Linked DNA regions of Homo sapiens: region 2 is linked to region 1. Evidence: read pairs that join two places in POLR2A ChIA-PET (ENCODE). Cell type or tissue: Panc1. All regions are shown on one strand.

The links. ChIA-PET counts read pairs that join two places held together with the same protein. Peaks named below come from ENCODE experiments on the same cell type or tissue, not always from the same donor. Only the 100,000 strongest peaks of a DNase experiment are listed, where the experiment ranks them.
Region 2: POLR2A ChIA-PET joins it to region 1 with 6 read pairs; 1 of 35 experiments calls an interaction of 5 or more read pairs at or near these places.

The regions. Positions count from the first base shown.
Region 1 is chr5:57,173,793-57,181,792 of GRCh38, forward strand. GPBP1 (GC-rich promoter binding protein 1) reads left to right here and starts at 267. Exons shown (of 12, transcript NM_022913.4): 1 at 267-419; 2 at 1,656-2,608. RefSeq lists enhancers at 1-159, 30-324, 247-356, 797-936, 2,035-2,084 and 1 more and silencers at 1-86, 690-984. In Panc1, no CTCF peak of the experiment used is centred here; a DNase peak (open chromatin) is centred at 149; H3K4me3 peaks cover 6,348 bases; H3K27ac peaks cover 4,525 bases.
Region 2 is chr5:57,679,826-57,687,825 of GRCh38, forward strand. No RefSeq gene overlaps it. Among named protein-coding and RNA genes, the nearest start is that of LNCBRM, 110 kb to the left of the region's middle. In Panc1, no CTCF peak of the experiment used is centred here; no DNase peak of the experiment used is centred here; H3K27ac peaks cover 5,243 bases.

The DNA.
Region 1 (8,000 bases):
CTTAGCCACGCCTTCTCCCCCTCCCCCCAGGCGCCCGACGTAGAGGGCGGAGCTTCTTTGACCGCGGCGTGAGCGGTTGCTTGGGCCAGAAGGTTCTCTGGTGGAGGCGCTCTTCCTGGTGTCCCGCCCAGTAGGTTCGTTCGCACCGCTTCTTCCACACTCTTTCTCCCTCCTTCTCCTCGCCCCGCCTTCCCTCCCTCCTCAATCCCTCTAGTTCCTTCCCCGCCTCGCCACTGTGCACGATCTCGCGAGACTTGGCCCAGAACATTGCGGATCGGGTCGGCGCCATTTTGGGACTGAGACTGGTTGTGGGGGAGGGAAAAGCGGCAAAAGGGGATTATTCAAAGTACCGAAAACCTTCTCCCGGGATCAGGCGCGGCGGCACCCCCAGGCCAGGGGCACCTCTGGTGGGGCAGAAGGTAACACCGTCCTCTAGGCTCCACGCCCGAGCCCGGGGGAGGAGGGGAGTGCCCGTGTCCGTGTTGGGGTTTGAGGGGTCGGGAGCGGCGTTGGTGGCGCGAGGTGTGAGGCTGCCCGCCGACGGAGGGGCGGCGAGAAGCAAGGAGTGAGAGGGGGGAGAGGCGCAGATAGGCCCCTCTAGGTATTGACTCGGCCCGGGTGGAGCGGAGGTGGTGGTTGTGAGGAGGGGGTGGGTGGTTTAGCCCCGGCGGCTTGGTTGGGGGGTGTTTGGCGTTTGGCGGAGGCTGGGAGCGAGTCCGACGCTCTCAGTGCTCGGCCTTCCTTCCCCCGGCCTCTTGCACACGCCCGCCTGGTTTTGCACCACTACCCTTCTCAGGGCTGAGGGAGTCGAGGCCGAGTTGTGGCCTTCGGCGGTTTCTTCAGCAGCGCCTCAGCTTTCCCCGCCTCTCCCAGGTCCGTGGCACTTGCCGTGGACTGGGGCGAAGGCTACTTTGTTCCTTTGAGTCCTGTGGGGTCTGAGGGGACATGTGCATTTTTGAGAGAGAACCATTCTTTGGTTTACGAAAAGGGCCCTGTACCTTCCACCCCCTCAGTTTTGGGAGAAACCTGTTTTCTTAATTCGAGGAAGTGGAAACCTACACCTTCTAGCCCTTTGCTCCCTCAGAAGTGGGGAAGTCTCCTCGGGAGAATTTAAGAAGCGGGTTTGCCCTACTTCTAGTTCACCTTTCTGGCCTTACTGGGTGGGAATATGCCTCCTCTAGTAGACGTTCTGATTTGGAGGGAGCCTCTTTCTCTTTACACTTATCTCTGAGTTACATTCGCTAATACTCCGTGGCAGCACACCTGTCTTCGCTTTCCTTGGTCCATCGAAGAGGGTTGGAGATCTTTTGTAAGATTATGTGTCAATTTCATAGTTTTAAAATTTATTCAAGAAGTATAAGAAGGTTTGCTTATATAATTCCCCAGTATGGGATCTGCACCCCTTCCCAGGTGAAATCTGCCCTTGCCCTCCATAATACCGTCACCTACCGTTTTTCCCTCCCTCTACTCCGATGTCTTGTTCATTCAGTAGACTTTTATCGGGTGCTTGCTTGGGTAAAGAAGCCCTTTTCCAGGCTCCTGTAGGGTTATATAGAAGTGATTTTCTCTCCAGAGGTTGACTTTTTAAGTTGGGGATTGATTTTTTTAGCTCAAAATCAAAACTCAGTATATAATTTTTTTTATAACTTTTACAGGTGATTGAATTACTCAGATATGAAGATCATCATCTAGGTTTTGTGTAAAAGGCCCTGGATATTTTAAGTGGCCATTTTGGATTTACAGTGTTTTTGGATAATTTTGCCCCAGAAGTTTATTAAAATTGGCAAGAATCGTCTGTGAAGTGAATTGATAGTAGTGAACAATTCAGCAAGCTACTTAAAAAGAGACCCAGGCAGCATTTCTTCAGTATTTTGGTTCAAACGGATTATATAACTGGTTACAGTATTTCAGCTGGTGGTAATTTTTGCCTCCCCTTCCCCCACCCCGTTGTTGGGGTTCTTCAGCCGAAACTGAGAGACGTTGATTTGTGTACTGAGTAGTTTCAGCAGTTTCAAATGACTGAGTATTGCTGAAGTTTCATGGCAGTTTATTTTTACCTTTATTGAAAGTTTTAGGAATTTTTGACTTCAGCTCTTTCATGTCACAATGGGACACTTTTTCTGAATGAAGAGATTGAAAGAATACAGAGTTTTTTTCCTTTTATCTTTTATTTACGTGGAAATTTAAGATGTTGCAGTTTTCCGGCAGCATGGTAGTATTGAGATAGCTATGTGTGTCTCTGTATATGCTGATGTTTAGGAATGCTCTTCAGATGTGAAATTTTCTTTTTGTTTTTGCTTTTTGGCTCGTAAATTGGATATTTCATCTGGAGTGGACAAGTACAACAGTGGCAAGTACATGGAATAATAAAGAAGACTTTGATCTTAAATCTAAAGAACTTGGCTAATTCGGGAGATAGCCATATGAAAACTTTAAAACAGAAGTATGGGTAGCTGACTTGAAGTAACTCTATGTCAAATAGTCGTAGGTTAAGTATCTTCAAAGAACTTCGATATTATTTCAGAGGATACAAAATAAAAATACAAACTGGAAAATAAAGATTACAGAGAAAAAACCAACACCTTCCTGTGCAGTCCTGTTGGAATTTGTAAGTACTATTATGGTGAGCAAATCAAATGTTCATTTGTAAACTGTAATCAGAGTTGAGTTTATCCTATGTTATTCTCGGAAGCCTTTCAGTTTCTTGCAGTAACATTGCTTGGTTTCAGTTTCCTTGACAGTCTGAAAACAACTATTAACCATTGTCTGAGTAAACTGAAATTCAGAAAAAACGTTTAAGGCTTAGGAACTTTTCAGATTCAAACAGTCCTAAGCTACAAGTTTTTGCGCTTTTTAAGTAAAAAGCTAAATTCGTATGGCCGGTATATATTGCCTTAGGCTTTGAAGATTCATTCACAGTGGTAGAAAGGTAGGAAAAAATGCAACAAATAATTCACCACGTGTCTTCCTAGCCAGTTTGTATTCTAAATGCGTGTGCCTTGGTAGCCAGTTGACTTTGCAAATGTGAGTTTAGACTGCATTCCAAATGCAGTTTAGTGTTGCATTTGGAGTTACATAGTTTGGTTATATTACAGGTAGTAGTTCTTAATGTATTTCATGAACTAGCTTGGTTTAAGGCATAGTTGTTCCTAACATATTAATCCGTTATAGAAATTAAGTTTTTGAAATAGTTTTGTTGAAATGGTTTTGTATTTCAAATTATTTCTTTACTTTCAAAAAAAGAGGGTATTACCAGGACCAGAAGCTCAGAGGAACTGAGCAAGCTGAATTAAGAACCTTTAAAATAACTTAAGAAAATATGAGTATACATTTTTTTTTCCACTCAAGAGGTTATGCTGGCCTAAGTTTGTAAGCAAAGCTTTTTTTTAAAAAAAGTTGTGAATTAATTGCTATAATAGAAATTGTTTTGACAGGTGAGAGAGTTATCGTTTAATGTTTGTATTTTTCAGGATTAAACGGTGTTTTTAGTTACCGTTAGTTACTACATTTAATTTTTCGGTGAATCATAGGCATTTAATGTTTTTTAAAGAGATACACTAAAATTTAATTTTTTTTTCTCTTTGACTAATGACAAAATTTAATTTTTAGGCAGTTAATATTAGTGAACACGAGTATAACTAAAATTAGAGGGTATTTCAATTAATTGTCTTTCTGAGACGAAAGACTAATTTTTATTTGAGACCGAGTTTCGCTCTTGTTGCCCAGGATGGAGTACAATGGCATGATTTTGGCTCACTGCAGCCTCCGCCTCCCGGGTTCAAGCGATTCTCCTGCTTCAGCCTCCCAAGTAGCTGGGATTACAGGTGCCCGCCACCACGCTCGGCCAATTTTTGCCTTTTTTTTTTTTTTTTTTTTTTTTTTTTTTAGTAGAGACCTGGGTTTTCACCTTGTTGGTCAGGCTAGCCTCGAACTCTTGACCTCAGGTGATCCTTGCGCCTTGGCTTCCCAAAGTGCTGGGATTATAGGCCTGAGCCCACGCGCCCGGCTGAGATTGCAATTTTTGAACTCTTTACCAAGATGGCCTAACATCATAACTTGTCAGTTGCTTATTTTGAACCAATTTTTTTTTTGCTTAAACTGTTGAATCCTGCTAGCTCCCATAGAGTGAAAGTGGTAGTAAATGTAAAATAGAGTTTTTTTTCTCTGAAATTGATATTAGAGAGTTCAGTGTTTCCCTTTGTTATAATAGACTAGGTTATATGTGTTTTCTCTGTCAGACCTGTGTGTAGTAATTCTAATTGAGTGTCTACCTTGATTTATAAAATCGGTGAGAACATTCCACACCCTTTCACTTGGGAGAGCATGTATTTTGTTCATTCCTCAATTCAATGACTTTTCAAGTTGCTTAACAATATGCATCTTAAATAAGATTAAGTTGAACTGGAGTCAAACGATCATTCTTCTAGAAAACTACATAATATTTATTATTTGTGATTTTTTCTTTTTTTGAGACGGACTCTTGCTCTGTCGCGTGCCCAGGCTAGAGTGCAGTGGCGCAGTCTCGGCTCACTGCAACCTCCGCCTCCTGGGTTCAAGCGATTCTGCCTCAGCCTCGCCAGTAGCTTGGATTACAGGTGCCCGCCACCACGCCCAGCTAATTTTTTGTATTTTTAGTAGGGACAGGGTTTTACCGTGTTGGTCAGGCTGGCCTTGAACTCCTGACCTCAGATGATTCACCTGCCTCCACTTCCCAAAGTGCTGGGATTACAGGCCTGAGCCACTGCGTCCAGCCTTGTTTTCTTCTAAATTGCCATTACTGATATTGTTAATCTAAGCAGTAGTGTTAGGATAAAGATTACTCCAGAGATCAGAGTTTTTAGCAATTAACTTTAATCTGTGAATAGTCTATAACATTTGTCAACTTTGCGTACAGCAGTTCTTCAAGGACAGATTTACTTGAACGTTTTGACAGATATTTTCAGTATTTTATTTTTCTGGAGATTGGAATAAATAGTTGCATCCGTTGGTAATTGGAACTATTGCTGGACGCTGCTTTTCCCCAGAAGTTAACACCACTTTTCCTTTTATCTTTTCTACTCTTTATATTTTGCTTTTTTGTCCCTTTCTAAACTGTAGGTCTAAAAATAATAATCATAGTGGCTAACATTTATAGATGATGATGGTTTTTTTGCTGTGTAATTTATGTGGCATATTTTAATTAATTCTTAATCCCGTGAGGAAAGTACTATTATAGTCACTGTGGTACTGATGAGAAAATTAGGATTTAGGGGGGCTGAGACTGGGAGAAAGTTACTTTGTTAGAATTGTAATCTTGACCAAATAAATGTTCAAGCAGTCTGACTCCAGAGCACATACTCAGCACTATGCCATACTTACACTGCCTTCTTGGGGATTTTACTTTACTAATTCATTTATTTGAACATTATCTTTGATATTTTTTTCTTTTCATGTACTGCTTCTCTTTGGTTGATGTTGATTACAGACTGCTAATGGAGTTTGGAAATAAACTAAGAGATATTACTGTTTTGCTATTTGCAGTAACTATTTGGGTGATACCTTTGGTTAGCTAAAATTGTGTGTGTGTGTGTGTTTGAGACAGGGTCTCGCTCTCTCACCCAGATTGGAGTGTAATGGCACGATTGTAGCTCAGGCAACCTCGAACTCCTGGGGTTAAGGGTTCCTCCTGCCTTGGCCTCTCAAAGTGCTGGGATTACAGGCCTAAACCACAGTGCCTGGCCTTGTATTTTTCTTTCACCCATAGCCTGTTTCCACAGGCATGGAGCTAAATGCATAGCTTTGTTTTACCTTGTCTTTTTTTTGTTGTTTTTTTGGGTTTTTTTGAGACAGAGTTTCGCAGTTGTTGCTGAGGGTGGAGTGCAATGGCGTGATCTTGGCTCACTGCAACCTCTGCCTCCCCGGTTCAAGCGATTCTCCTGCCCCTTCAGCCTCTTGAGTAGCTGGGATTACCCGCATGTGCCACCAGGCCTGGCTAATATTGTATTTTTAGAAGACGGGATTTCACCACGTTGGTCAGGCTGTTCTCAAACTCCTAACTTCAGATGTCTGTCCACCTCTGCCTCCCAATATGCTGGGATTATGGGTGAGAGCCACTGGGCCCGGCCCCTTGTCTCTGTTTTTGAATTGAAATAGTTACATGGATTTTTGTGCTTGAAGCTGCTGATATGTTAAAATTGAGGAAGGGAGGAGTAATGGGGAAAGAACAGGAAGAGTGAGCAGGAAAAAAAAAACTGGGGAGAGTTACAAGAAAGGGGTAATTGAGGAGGACTTCTAATCTGAAAGTAAAATAAGCAAGTGAGGATAGAGTTTAAAACCAGGCCAGATTATTTAACTTTTTTTTCTGAGACGGAGTTTTGCTGTCACCCAGGCTGGAAAGCAGTGGCACAATCTCTGCTCACTGTGACATCCGCATCCCGGGTTCAAGTGATTCTTATGCCTCAGCCTCCCAAGTAGCTGAGGTTACAGGTCCCCGCTGCCATGCCCAGCTAATTTTTTGTATTTTTTGTAGAGATGGGGTTTTGTCATGTTGGCCAGGCTGGTCTCGAACTCCTGACCTCAGGTCAGATGATCACCTGCCTCAGCCTCCCAAAGTGCTGGGATTATAGGCGTGAGCCACTGCACCTGGTCAGATTATTTAACTTTGTTTAACCAAACCATCTTTTCTGTTTCTTTTTTGATAAAAATGTTTATCAAATGTTTAGGTAACAACGTTTAGATCTATCAATGTTTAGGTAACGTTTAGATCCAGGTAAGGTACTGATGTAGAAAAAGGGTCATGGCTGAGGGTTTGGAAGGGAACTTGGTTTAGGATATGGAATATCTAGAAAAATGCCTGTGTGACTGTATGTTCACCTAACTTTTTTTGGCCTTAGTTTCTTCATTATACTGATGGAAATATATATGGAGGGTTTTTGTAAATTGTGAAGTGTAATACAGATGTAAAGATTTTTTTGGGGTTTTTTGTTTTGAGACAGAGTCTCGCTCTGTCACTCATGCTGGAGTGCAATGGCACAATCTCAGTTCATTGCAACCTCCGCCTCCCAGGTCCAAGCGATTTTCCTGCCTCAGCCTCTCAAGTAGCTGGGATTACAGGTGCCCACCACCACGCCCAGCTAATTTTTGAATTTTTAGTAGAGATGGGGTTTCCCCATGTTGGTCAGGCTGGTCTCCAACTCCTGATCTCAGGTGATCCACCCACCTCAACAAATTTAAATATGGCTTTAAAATATAGTTTGAAAACTGAATTAAGAATTAAAGGGGGCCAGGTGCAGTGGCTCATGCCTGTAATCCCAACAGTTTGGGAGGCCAAGGCAGGAGGAACACTTGAGATTAGGAGTTCGAGACTAGCCTGAGAAACATAACAAGACTGTCTCTCTACAAAACATAAAAAAAATTAGCTGAGCATGGTGACATGCGCCTGTAGTCCTAGCTACTTGGAAGGCTGAGGCAGGAGGACTGCTTGAGCCTAGGAAGTCGAGATGGCAGTGAGCGGTGATTGCACCACTGCACTCCAGCCTGGGTTGCAGAGTGACACCCTGCCTCAAAAATGAATAAGAATTAAAGAGATGAGGCCGGATGCCTCGGTATTTTTGGCGCTGCGATCGCGACACTGCACTCCAGCTTGGGGTGACAAGACTGTGTCAAAAAAAAAAAAAAGAACCTCTGACATACAAAATACTATTTAAAAAAGGGGTGAGGGGGCAGGGCATGGTGGCTTATGCCTATTATCCTAATACTTTGGGAGCCTGAGGCACGAGGCTCACTGGAGCCCAGGAGTTTGAAACCAGCCTAGGGAACATTTAAAAAAAAGGTGGGGGGGCGGTGCGGGGGCAGGGAATACATCTCTTTTCAAACTCCTGACCTCAGGTGTTCTACCCACCTCGGCCTCCCAAAGTGCTGGAATTACAGGTGTGAGCCACCATGCCAGGCCGAGACAGTGGTTTCTGAGAATTCTTTGAAATTGATAATTTTGTGGGCATTTCAGTGCATTTTTCTGGAAA
Region 2 (8,000 bases), 510 kb after region 1:
AATGCAGAGAGTGAAAAGTGCTGTGTCTAAGATATGTGGCAAAATCAGGGTTAGTCCATGCTGGTGTCACCATCCAAGGAATTGGATCTGGTGAGCAGAATGTGGCAGCAGGAGGCAGTGTGATGGTGACAGTCACAAGGAGATGGGTTCTGGGGCTGCAGTTTGAGGGTTGAAGCAGCTGCTGTGGATTTAAGGATCTGAGAACTCAGGCACAGAAGAGGAGGTCTGGCAAAATCTGGGCAGATTTTGCCCAAGAAATGGCCTGGGGTCAGAGATTGAGTCTAAATCTCAGTGTCAAGAACTGAAGTTCACTTAATTCTTTTTTTTAAAGAAACTTCTCGTTTAATAAACTAGGCTGCTGATTTTGAGATATTTACTTATGATTTTTTCATGGTTCTTCAGAATTATCTCAGAGGGGTCTGAGAGGCTGAGCAGACATAGCCTTAGTGACCCATTTCTGTTTTAGCCAGGGCAGCCCTGCATGTAGGTATTTATATTTAGGGTTCCATATGACACTGCTCTTGGAAAAAGACCTTCATTACTAAGACTGTTAGAAAATGCCTAATTTAGGGAAAAGCCAAGTATCTTTGGGAAAATGTGGGGGCTTCTCCTACATAAGGAAGCAAGGCTAACTCTAGACCCCACAAGAGAGGGCTTGGTTCTCATTGGTTCAGGTTCTGGCTGGAATGAGACTGAAGGATAAAATACCCTAGGCAAGGCTGGGCAATCAAGGACTGGACAAGATCTTGCTTGGCTTTAAAGGATCCCCTACACAATCCTCAGAGATGGAAGCACAATAGATAAGGATATGTAAAAATATTATGTACAATACACATTATACATATATATATACACATATATGTATATGTATAAAACATGGATTTCCTGACCTGCTCATCTAATCTGGCTCATTTTGTGTCAATTCCAGTGTCTTCATTTCTAATAAATATTTATTAAATACCTGTGTGTGCCAGGCCTTGAACTTAGACCTGGGGATCCAGAAGTAAGAACAAGAAGGGAGAGAGAGGGAAACAAGACAATACATGATCACATCAGGTTCAGACAAGAAAACAAGTTTGACTTTCTGATTGTGGCAATTCCATGGGAAAGGAGCAATGCGATCTCCAGTTTGACACAGGGCTGCTATGCAGGAACAGCACCCTGGAGTGACCAAAAATAAAGGCAGCAAGCACCTGGAAGCCCAGGCCTCTGTCTTTTAACTCAGTTAATGAGATCTTTGGCATAACCATGTATACACATGAAATTTTCTCCTCCTCAGTCTCTAATTGTACCAATTTAGTTGCCATTAAGATTATTAGCATAATTCTACTTTAATTACTGACAACTGTACCTGGTGCAATGAGTGAACCTCCTGGGCAACTTCCTGAAAAGCACAGTTGCTCCATCACTGCTGGGTAATGGTGATCATAAGCTTTGCCAAGCAGAGAGACAAAGCGACACTCTGCCGACGCAGCCTCACTTGCAGTCTTCACCTCCCAGCAGCACCATCATGCTATTGACCCCATCATTTTCTTGGGCTAGTTTACAGAAGCGAAGACAAAGGGAGAGAAATCCACCCGTTGAATCAGCCACTGTCTGAACCAAGGCAACAATTCCCATTGATCTGACTCACTGCCTGGAAGAAGATGGTGGTCATCTCATCCCATTAACTGTTTCTGCAGTTTCAGGGGACAGTGTATTCTGCTTTATTGCTTCAAGTGATAAAATGGGTAGAATTTGTTACTATGCAGTGACAAGTAGCCATGAACTTAAGCAAAACCAAACGGATGGTAGGTTAAATCATATTTGAAAAGCATATTCAAGTATAATTTTCTCTTTTCGGAGGCAAAAGACCCAGGTCTTAATGGAGGAAGAGCTATTTTTAGCTTATCATGTGTCCAGGTGTTCAATGATTTGAAATCTTATATCAGGCTTTGTTTCTGAATTAGTCTACTTCCCCCTGATTACAGTGTTTTAGTTATTTATTGCGGCATAACAAACCACCTCAAAACTTAGTACCTTAACACAATAATTTGATATTATCTCTTAGCTCTTGCTTGGAGGTCTCCCATGTGGTCACCTTCAGTTGTCAGGTATGGCTGGAGCCATCTGAAGGCTTGACTGGGCCAGATGTCCAGATGGTTTCTACATTCACAGGTCTGGTACTCGGGTGAGTATAACTGAACAATTGAGCTTAGCTGAAACTGTTGACTTGAGTGTCTACACATGCCCTTCTCAGCTTGTGGTCTCAGTGTGCTCAGGCTTCTCACGCAGCAACTCAAGGCTCCAGGCAGGAGTTGCCAAGTCTCTTTTAATCAAATGTCAGAAGTCAGGTAGTGTTATTCCCTGCACATTCTATTAAGTGAGTCACAGAACTAGCCCTGGTTCAGGAGGAGAGAACTGCAAAAGGGCATGAACGTGGGAGACATGATTCATTGAAAGGAGACACCTTTGCAAAGTAGCTATCATATTAGCATCTTTAGCATTTTATATGAACTCAGGTAAAAACCTGAGGGATTGTAACATCCCCAAACCTTATTGCGAGTAAGCTGATTATGAGGGTCATTTAGTATAAAGTGCCCATGCTAGCTGAAACCTCTCTTAATGAAACTGACTAAACTTTGTCTGTCAAGCTTATGAACTTTACTATTTCTGGTTGAGCCCCTACCTTCTAGGAAAGTAGACAATTTATTCTGAATTGGAAAAATTTTATCTGTATTTTACTTGAGCAACTTTTTCAACAATAAAATCCCGATGATAATTTTTAAAAATAAAGAGCCAAGAGAATCACAATTTCCTATGGCTACACTAGTGACTTCAGATTTGACTTTGCCAGTTTGTCAAACTACAAATGTTAAGGAGGGCCTCGTGTATGGTAAGCAGCCCCTCTGTGAGGTGCTTGGGAGGAAGAAAGGACACTTAAACATGGTTCCCGTCCTGGATGAGCAGGCAAGTCCTGAACCCAAAACTTAGGAGTAAGGATTTCTCTGGCAGCCTAAAATTTAGTTGAAAAAGCAAAACATTGCATATACAGAAGAATAGAGTAAAAATTGCTACATAGTGGAGTACATGTAGATTTTATGGCTTTCCAATTATTTTTCAACTTTCAGTTTTATATGGGAAATAAGCTTATTGGATTTTTTTTCTAGTTGTTGCTGTTTCTGTCTCTCAAGATAACTTTTAGGATAAAGCATTTGTCCTTGACATCTTCATTTATAATCCGGTTGAGTTCTGGTGTGTAGCCAAGTTTATATGTAAAATTGATACCTAGAAGAAAAATAACTATTTAATGTCAGAATGACTTGTTCTAGGCTGATGGTTGTTGACAGAACACAAAACATTCTCTGCCTACAATTTGGACAATGCCCAGAATTATTAGGCAATAACTGAATCAAAAAGAGAATTAAGCTCCTCCATGTGATGAGTACTGTTAGCTCCTTGGGTCACAAAAATAAGTAAGAATCAGTTCCCGCCCTCAAGAGAGTCAGCATGGAGAAAAACACAGGTAACACTACTAAAGTTCATGATATAAAGAGATATAAACAAAGTGCTGGAGGGAAGAATGACTTAACTAGAAGGGTCACTGATGACCTCAGAGCATAGTAACATTTAAGCAGTTTCTTAAAGGCTCAGTAGGATATTGTCAGGCAATAAAAGAAGATTATGCCAGGCAGAGTAGATAGCATGTTTAGGAAAGGGATGATAAAAGGACCCAGAACATGTAAAGAATAGTTAGAATCATGGGAGCTACAGTGTGAGGTGCATTTAGAACTGATGATAGAGGAGGCCAGAGAATAGGCAGGAGTCAGATGGGATATATGGTGTGTTTGCTTGATAAAAGTAGGGTTTGGGTAGTTATGAATTGACTAGAACATAGAGGCCTGAAGAGTTAGAATAAGTCCAGCTGCCAGAAAATATAACTTAGGCCAAAATTCTTCAACTGATCTCATATTGTTCCACATCTGACAGATCAGTCTAGGAGAACAAAGGACAAGCAGGATGCAAGCACCTCTAGACAAAGGCTGAAAATGAGCACAAGATCAGGGTAAAAAACAGAAGCTCAAGAGGCAGGAAAATAAATCTGTCAGCTGCCTGCAGTCACATGGGACTAGACCTTAAGAGGGGGAATTGGCTGGGCGTGGTGGCTCACGCCTGTTAATTCCAGCACTTTGGGAGACTGAGGCAGGTGAATCACCTGAGGTCAAGAGTTCGAGACCAGTCTGGCCAACGTGGTGAAACGCCGTCTCTACTAAAAATGCAAAAATTAGCTGGGCATGGTGGTGGGCACCTGTAATCCCAGCTACTCCGGAGACTGAGGTAGAGAATTGCTTGAACCCGGGAGGCGGAGATTGCAATGAGCGGAGATCGTGCCACTGCACTGTACCCTGGGCGACAGAGCGAGACTCTGTCTCAAAAAAAAAAAAAAAAGAAGAGGGGGAATTATGTCCCTCTAAGAGGGTGGGGCTACTTGGCAGGGACTTGATCAGCCAGGAACAATCCAAGAGTCTAGGACCTAGGCATCTGATTTGGTTTGGCTCTGTGTCCCCACCCACATCTTATCTTGAAATGTAATCCCCACCTGTCAAGGGAGAGACCTGGTAGGAGGTGATTGGATCATGGGAGCAATTTCTCCCATGCTGTTCTTGTGATAGTGAGGGATTTCTCATGAGATCTGATGGTTTTTAAAGTGTGGCACTTCCCTGTTTGCTGACTCTCTCTCTTGCCATCTGCCACGTAAGATGTGCCTTGCTTCCCCTTCACCTTCTGCCAGGATTGTACATTTCCTGAGGCCTCCCCAGCCATGTGGAACTGTGAGTCAATTAGATTTCCTTTATTTGTAAATTACCCAATCTCAGGCAGTACCTTTATAGCAGCATGAGAATGGACTGATACAGCATTCAAGAGCCAATCAAGTTGATTATGTGGTGATCCAGTGAGCCCTGATTTAAAGCTCATTCATAATCCCTACATTGAAAGACTGGCTCTGAGCTATGTTCAAAGGCTAAATCTAACAAGAAAAATTAAAAACCCCAACCTTCAATGGCTAGAAGTATAAAAAGACCTATAATAAAGCCTAGTTTTTCATAGGCAGCTATGGTTCTCCAAGGAAGTAGAGCCAATAGGATGTGTGTATATATAGAAATTTTGTTTTAAAGAATTAGCTTATACTATTAAGAAATTCAAAATCTTCAGGTAGGCTGCCAGGCTGGAGACCAGGGAACTGACCAACATCACAGTTCAAGTACAAAAACTGTCTGCTGGCAGAATTCCTTCTTACTTGGGAGAGATCTGTCTTTTGTTCTATTCAGGCCATAAGTTGATTGGACAAGGCCCATCCACATTAGCCAGGCAATTTTGTTTACTTAAAGTCCACAAACATAAATGTTAATCTCACCCAAACACATGCTTGTGGAAACATCCAGAATAGTGTTTGACCTAATATCTGGGGACTATGGTCCAGTCAAGTTGACAAGTAAAAGTAACCAATCATGACAGGTGGAGGCTGATGGATGTAAGTAAATACTAGAGAGTTAATATTTTATAAATAAAATTTACACATGGGTAATAAAAACAGAATTTTAAAAATTTAAATTTATTTGCTGGACTGTTCATTCATCCTAAAGTCATATTTAGTAGAATATGAATTTACGTCTGTGTGTATGTGGTGTGTGTGTGTGTGTGTGTGTGCATGTGCATGTGCATAGGGGTGTGTGTGTGAGAGGGAGAGAGAGTAAATATTTTTGTGTGGTGTTCATAAAACTATCCTGGAGATTTATCTCTTTACTTAATTGTATCTGTTGAACCAAGATGATCAAAGTGTGGTCAGTTGATTTATTTTAGCTATCTTTAATGAGTAGTGCTAGATTTTTCTTCTGGTTGACTTGTTCAGCAATATACTAGCGAGAGTGTCAGTGCTATGTCAGCCAGTCTCATTGTGTGAAGGCATAGGCTAGAATTACACTAAGTATAATCCATGGATCAGTAGCTCAAATCACTTATAGACCTAATCACTTCAGCTAAATCACTTGTAAGTTCATAAGAAAACAGAATCTTATGTCCCTCCTGACCTGTGAATTAGAACCTGCACTTCAACAAAGCCACAGGTAATTCATATCTATGCTGAAATTTGAAAAACGTAGGTTCAGAATAGCAGCCATTAAGTATATTGCTCATGTGACTGGCTCTCCAAAGCATCTTCTTTACTCACAGGAAATGAGAGAAAATACTGTGTTGCAACACCGTTTAAAAAATCAATGTAGAGCCCTACCAACCTGAGGCCTCTATTAACAAATCCATCCCATGATGGAGGGGAGAGATCTTGAATCTGAATTACTCTAGTATTTACATCATGTAATTCACCATTTTGCTATAAACTGTATTCTGTTCTTTAACTGCTTTATATAGATATTTTGAAACCTTTGATTTACACGTTATATGCTAGTTCAAGCTGTTCTGTTGCTCTGATCTAGCCTACAATAAAGGTCTCAATGTTTTTAACCTGGTGTACAAGGCCTTGCATAACTTATGCTGCCTTCAGATTTTCTACCATATCTTTTTTTACTATGCTTTTAAAGGTTCTTTCATTATTGTTCATCCTACACAAACACCCTGCTACCCTCTGCCCCACACCACTTACCCTTCTGTAGTCCACCTATCCTACACTTTTCCAGACATTCTTTCTCACTTCTCACTCTAACTACTGTCTATTCTTATTGTGTCTGTTACAGTTTCTCTGACACTCAGGTAAAACTCCCTTTATTTTTATTTATTTTATTTTATTTTTTTTGAGACTGAGTCTCGCTCTGTTGCCTAGGCTGGAGTGATGGCATAATCTCGGCTCACTGCAACCTCTGCCTACCAGGTTCAAGCAATTCTCCTGACTCAGCTTCTGGAGTATCTGGGACTACAGGCGCATGCCACCACGCCTGGCTAATTTTTGTATTTTTAGTAGAGACACGGTTTCACCATGTTGGTCAGGCTGATCTCGAACTCCTGACCTTGTGATCCACCCACCTCAGCCTCCCAAAGTGCTGGGATTACAGGCATAAGCCACCGCACCCAGCCTCTTTATTTTTATTTGTCCTTTGATGAACAGATGCTATCTCCTCCTATGGAATTTAAGACCTGTGAAAACAAGGGCCGAGTCTCACATTTCTCCATTCCCATCGCCTAGTACTCTGCCCACAACAGGGGCTTAATTACCGTTTGTTTATAGTGTAGTATGGCTGTGAAGAATAGATGATTGCTTCTCCAGATACAGGCATATTATAAGGAGACCCTGAATAAAATGTAATTGTTTTAGTGGAAAAACTTTGCATGGCATAAACATTATCCAACTCATTGCCAATGACCAACTAAACAAACTCTTCCTATTAAAATAAAAAACGTCATTCTGTATTTTCTGTTACACTTTAATTCACTTCTCATTTTTATTTTGTTGAAAGGAAAGACACATGTAGTTTAAAGACATACAGTAAAATATAAAACTCTTCTTTATAAAGTTTCCCCTCAAATATATACTTTACATTTTTCATTTGATGACTTCTAATTTCCCTTTTCCTTTTCAGTTCAATATCTCTGAGTATTTTACTTCTCAATGACACAAAACATTCACTTTCTATGAAGATCAAATTATTACATGTTTTTCTAATGGGACAAAGCGTAAAGTTTTCAAGATATGATTTTGTGATAGTTTCTTAAGGGGAAATGCTCTCTATCTAAACAGACTTAATAAAAGAAATCCTGAGATCACTTACAGACACAATACCTTTAATTTCAATGACCAAAACCAGATTATATGATATATTGGAATTCCAGAACACCCTCTAAAAATGTGAATTCCATTGTAATTATAAAATACTTGGAGATCACCACATGAACTGCAAACATATTCTTTTGCTTTCTCCTGTGCCAGTAGATTTAAGAAATTCATAAGGAATCTCTTCAAGGACATAATATCCTAACATTAATTTATTGAGCACACCATATTGAAACCAAAT